2 separate regions of the Homo sapiens genome follow, and region 1 is linked to region 2. A link is a loop called in an ENCODE intact Hi-C map of the cell type or tissue named here. Cell type or tissue: Calu3. All regions are shown on one strand. Links, peaks and the distances in the headings refer to the core of each region. The heading gives the core; the rest is flanking DNA. Region 1 has its middle 86 kb from the start of LINC01153. Region 2 overlaps LOC124902515 (a long non-coding RNA gene).

The links. Peaks named below come from ENCODE experiments on the same cell type or tissue, not always from the same donor. Only the 100,000 strongest peaks of a DNase experiment are listed, where the experiment ranks them.
Region 1: a loop joins it to region 2, with 2.8 times the contacts of the local background. A loop is called at or near these places in 2 of 110 quality-filtered maps.

The regions. Positions count from the first base shown.
Region 1 is chr10:121,091,357-121,094,175 of GRCh38, forward strand. No RefSeq gene overlaps it. Among named protein-coding and RNA genes, the nearest start is that of LINC01153, 86 kb to the right of the region's middle. In Calu3, for the core only: no CTCF peak of the experiment used is centred there; a DNase peak (open chromatin) is centred at 1,245.
Region 2 is chr10:121,157,602-121,160,420 of GRCh38, forward strand. All of the region lies in intron 1 of LOC124902515 (a long non-coding RNA gene), which reads right to left. Among named protein-coding and RNA genes, the nearest start is that of LINC01153, 20 kb to the right of the region's middle. RefSeq lists an enhancer at 1,312-2,511. In Calu3, for the core only: no CTCF peak of the experiment used is centred there; DNase peaks (open chromatin) are centred at 600, 1,460, 1,830 and 2,270.

The DNA.
Region 1 (2,819 bases), core at 211-2,710, 66 kb before region 2:
TTTTAAAAGTGAATGTTTCATGAAATCTTATTATCTGCACCCGTTTTACCGCAGTCCATTCCACTCGTTTCATTTTAAAAGTGCTGGATACCACCCAGTGATCAATTTCACTAACCAGCTGGCAGTTTAAAAAGTGTTGATTTAAGGTGTGACTTTCTGGTAATTCTTCAGTCTGGTCGTGGACTTTATCAGTGGCTACCAGAAGCCAGTCTTCCAACTCATAGCTTAAGAATCATCAGGGCCCTTGATAAAGGTGCAAATTTTCAAGTCCCATCCCCTGAGGTTTTAAACGGCTTCAGAGAGTGGCCAGAACCACAGTGTCCAGGAGTCTCAGTACCACTAGCTGGAGATTCTGAGCCCAGGGAGAGACAGCTTCTGATTGATCCAGGTGGGTCACATGCTCGCTCTTGGTCAGATAAAGGATGACACACCTTGATGGGCAGTTCTGCCAACACTGGGTCCCTTGGAACTGGGTAGCTCCCTAAAGTAAGTGGAAGAAAGGGGAATGGGTGCTGCCAGCAACACCAATGACCACAACAGAGGCCATCTTAGGCCACCCAAGTAGCAGTTTGTTAATCTCTCCTTCGTCTTAACTGCTACTATCCTCCCCGATGCAACCTGGAGTGCCCAGCTGGTGCATACAGCAGGCATCCATGTGCATGGGTTATATGGAATACCTGGGAATACTTGTATTCTGACTTCTGGTCTTGATCTGAAGTAATCAGGCTTTTGACTCTGTGCTTCATTTTGACAACGGAAGCCAAACTCCTGAGGGCTGGCTCCATTGATTGCAACAGAGTCTAGATTTTTATTTATTTTATTTAACAAACTCTTCCATATGCAAGCCAGTATTCTAAGTGCTTTACAAATATTAACTTATTGAGTTCTCATAAAAACCCTATAAGAGAAGTACTATTACATGCCAGGAACCATTTAAGGGGTTGTACCCATATTATCTCTATTCTTCCAATCCATCCGGTAAGGGGACAGGAATCATTTTTCTTCATTGACAAGACACTGAGATTCAGAGGTTATATAACTTGCTCAAGGTCTCACAGCAAGTGGCAGAGTTGCACCTTGAACTCTAGTAAGGAAGAATGAGTAATGCCAAGGGAATCTTTGAAATGGCATTTAATCCTAGAGTTACCAGTTAAGCTCTTCCATGCTAAGAACATCCAGGTTCAAATGGGCCAAGCCCTGGGGGACAAGTTGTGTCTTCTTACAAACAGAAACAGAGGCACAAACCAAAAGGACTTGCCTAAGTTCCAGCTGTGGGCAGGAAGCCAGTAAACACATGAAACCCCCAGCGGCTGGCTGAACATTCCTATAGCTTCGATGTGCCCTCATTCTGTTAAAATGTAGTGACCAGGAAATTCATCACTGCTTATATGAATTATATGTTTTTTCAATGAAAAGAAGAAAGCTCTGTTCACTCATGGAGACTTTTATTCAAGCGTCAAGCTGTATTTTAATTTTCTAGTAGCAAGTATTGCAGTCAGCCACACTCTTAAACAATGACCTCAAATTCCTCTTTGCCTTCATTGCAGTGACAATGTTGTTACAGCTGACTAATGTTTTTTTCTCAGTTGGCATGGCTAACCAATATTTTCTGAGTTAAATACATCTCTCCAGGTTTCCCCAGGTAGGTTCTGGGAAGGAAACTCTTACCCCTGATTTGGAAGAAAGGTCCCTGGGTTCATTTTAAAATAATAAATATACAAGTGTATATTAATTAAAGAAAATAAACAAATGACATCATCTGTGGGTTTAGAACTCTTCTGTTCAGCTGTTGGATCCAAATAGGTTTTTATGATCCTGGATTTACATTCAGATTGGTATAGTGCCTGTGACTATGGTAGACTTTAACAGAGAGAAAGGAGTTACATTATAATCTGTATGCAATAATTCCTTTCCCATAGGTGGCAAGAACATGCTTTTCTTCCTGAATTTCCTTCACTTGGGTGTGAACGTAAAAATAATCAGTTGGAAAGTGTATCAGTTATTTATTGATATTTATTGCTGTGTGAAAAACCACCCAAAATATAGTCGCTTAAAACCACCATGTATTGCTTCTCATGGCTCTGTGGGTTGATGGGGTGGTTGTTTTTCTAGTCTCAACTGAAAGGCTCAACTGAGGCTCATTTGTGTGGCCTCATTCAGCTGGCCCCTCAGCCGGGTCTGGGGGGTCTAAAATGACCTAATTTACCTACCTGTCTGGCGCCATGGTACTTGGCCAGGCCTCTCTCTTCATGTGATACCTCAACATTCAGTAGCTCGGGTTTTCTTACATGGTGGCAACAGTATCAGGGCTTCATTATGCCCAAACTCTGGAGCTCCTTAATGTCACCTCTGCCACATTCTATTGACCAAAGGAAATCATGAGGCCAGTCTAGGCATAAAGGCATGATGAAATAGATTCCATATTCTAATAGAAAGGGCTGCAAAAACTATTTTCTTTGTTTTCACATACAAAATATATTCACTGCTTGCCCAAAGGTTGTATCCCATTATGGTGTCAGTCTTGGTCTCAAAGTCAAGGATCTCAATCCTCTAAATGCAGATACAGATGAGGTGCCTTGGCTGCTTTTCTACAGGTGCAGCACTATGGCCACATCTCCCCTTGAAGCAGAGGCCTATAAACTAAAGAGACGTGGTACCTGCCCCCTACTTTGCAACATACCTGGTGAAACAGGGACAGGATAATCACCATAAACAATTCCATTCAAAAAGAGGAGGAAGGGGAGGCACATGGCGGTTACGGGTCCATAGCACTTTGAAATCCAGCCAGGCATCAATTGCCACTTTCCCAACTCTAGGAG
Region 2 (2,819 bases), core at 16-2,515:
GAGGGCATGTGTAAGTTACATCTTTGCCTTCAACAACAGGTCAACAGACAATCTCTAGAACTCAAAAGAAAAAATCATGGAATTGAAGTGTATGTTAACTTTCTATCACTGCCATAACAAATTACCAATAATTTAGTAGCTTACAACAACACAAATTTGTCTTAGTGTTCTTCAGTTTAGAAGTCTAGGCCGGGTGCAGTGGCTCACGCTGGTAATCCCAGCACTTTGGGAGGCCGAGGCGGGTGGATCACCTAAGGCCAGGAGTTCGAGACCAGCTTGGCCAATGTGGTGAAACCCTGTCTCTACTAAAAATACAAAAATTAGCCAGGTGTGGTGGCGGGCACCTGTAATCCCAGCTACTCAGGAGGCTGAGGCAGAAGAATCACTTGAACCCGGGACGTGGAGGTTGCAGTGAGCTGAGATCGCACCATTGCACTCTAGCCTGGGCAACAAGAAGGAAACTCCGTCTCAAAAAAAAAAAAAGAAGAAGAAGAAGTCTAAAACAGGTCTCACTAGAGTGACCATCCAGGCAAAATCAAGGGGTCAGCCGGGCTCTGTTTCTTTCTGGAGACTCTGAGGAGAAACCGTTTCTTTGCTCTTTGAACTGTTGGAGACTGCTTACATCACTTGGCTCATGGCAAAGAGCCAGTGATGATGTATCAAGTCTGAGTTCTAACTTCTGCTTTCTTCTTCCACTTTTAAGGTCCCTTATGATTACATTGGCTCCATCCAGAGAATCCTGGATAATCTTCCTATTTTAAAGTCAACTGATTAGCAGCCGTGATTCCACTGGTGGCCTTAATTCCCCTTTGCCATATAAACTAACATATTCACAGGTTGTGGGAATTAGGACATGGACACCTTTGGGTTAGGAAGGACAACTATTCTGCCAACCACAGAGTGTAAGTGTATATTGGGAAGTGTGAGAAGAAACTGTGAAAAAGTGAAAAATAGCTCCTCCTGGGGTTTGGGAAGAACAGGGAAGAGCCAGCTGTTTTCTTTATAAACTAGTACTACTCTGCCTTTTAAAAAGAAAACCTATGTTAATGTATAACTTTAATTAAAATAACAATTAAATTACAAAATAAAACTGCCGTAGCCAGGAGAAATATTAAACAGGCAAGAGCCATGACCAGATTTGTCTTTTTAGAAAATTCCCTCTTGAAGCTGTGTGGATTCAAAGATGGGAGTTAAAACTAAACTCACTCATTAATGATATGCCTGGGGAAGCATCTCAGGTAGAGAGAAAAAGAACTGCCTTTAATGATGTCTAGAAGGTGTGATCAAAACCCTACAGAGGAAATCCAAGAAGAAAAGAAAGAAAACACAAAGAGGGTGTATTTAAAATCAGCATCCAGAACTCTGTACCTGGACTCAGCTCTGCAACCATGTCAGTGTGACTTCCTCCTGCAGGCCATGACCCTCTGGGGAAGGGGCCAGGCCTTCATCACAGTCAGATGTAAACAGGCACCTGGTAAGTGCTTGCACAAACAGCAACCCACAGCTTGTAACTACACAGTCATCCCATTCAGGTCTGCCAGGAGTTCTCATGACTGCCATGGGACTAACAGAGCATTTTTGTTCTCTTGGCTATTACCTTTTAAGTATTTCCTTAATTTAAAATTAATGTAAAATTCAATAGCAACACAAGGAAAATCATACCTGAAGGGTTAATCGTCCATTGAAACAAACACCGGCTCCTTTCACTGGCATTTTGCATTATTGTATCATAAAGATAATGGGCAATGACTCATTCAACTGAGAAGGAAATAGTTCAAAGCTAAAATTATTTTGGTTCATTCCCAGTATTGACAGAATGTGTGTGTATGTGTGTGTGGGTGTGTGTGTGGGTGTGCATGTGCCCACACACATGCATATTTTCAAACAGTCCATAGAAATAGGAGACACACCTATATTGGATACTACAGTAACAGTTAACACAGGCAAGTGCTTGATAGTTTAGAAGGTTGACAAGACAATCTGGAGGTAAGTAGTATTATTAACCCTGTTTTATAGATGCAGACACCAAGGCTCAGAAAGATTATAGAACTTGTGAAACACAATTGTCTAGTGAGTGAGTGAGCTGGGGGCTTGAACAACTGTCTCTCTGACCCTCAAATTTGTACTCTTTTTCTCTGTATCTTGCCATCAGTGAAGCTCAAACCTAACACATGACAGGGTTTCAGAAACATCGATCAGAGCAGAGCCCGACTTACACGGCATGGGCAAAATGACTAGCCGAAACCATGATACCACTGTGTGGGTATCATGAAAACCACCATGAGCAACACAACCACAAAGCCCCAGGCATCTCAGAAGGGGCCACTCCCCAGAGCTCTGCCTTCGTTTGCTGCTACCTGGTCCTCTGAACATGCCCTGGCAAGTAGTAGATACCAAGTGTCAGGGGCTTAACAGAAATTTTAGGGAGAAAGACTTACAACTAATTTTTTAAAATTCAGTGCATTTTAGGAGAAGGTGGTCATTCACATATCTTAATCTGTCACTTTAGTCAGACACTTTGGTCTGCTCAAAGCTCATCGGTATCCCAGAAGATCAAGGTCCAAGATGGTAGCCTCATCCAGGATGGAGACATAGAATTCCCTGGCAGTGCTCAGTGGCATCAACCAACAATGGATTCACTGAAACCATCTCCACTTTATTAAAACAAATTGCTAATTAATTGGGAGTAGGTGAGTGATATTATTTAGTCAAATTTCTATGATGAGACACTCAAAGTGCAAGAGTTCATTAACTTTTTCTGCAAAGGACCAAGAACAGTAGTTCCTGCTGAGCTCTGGCCAAACTGCAAGCCCATAAGC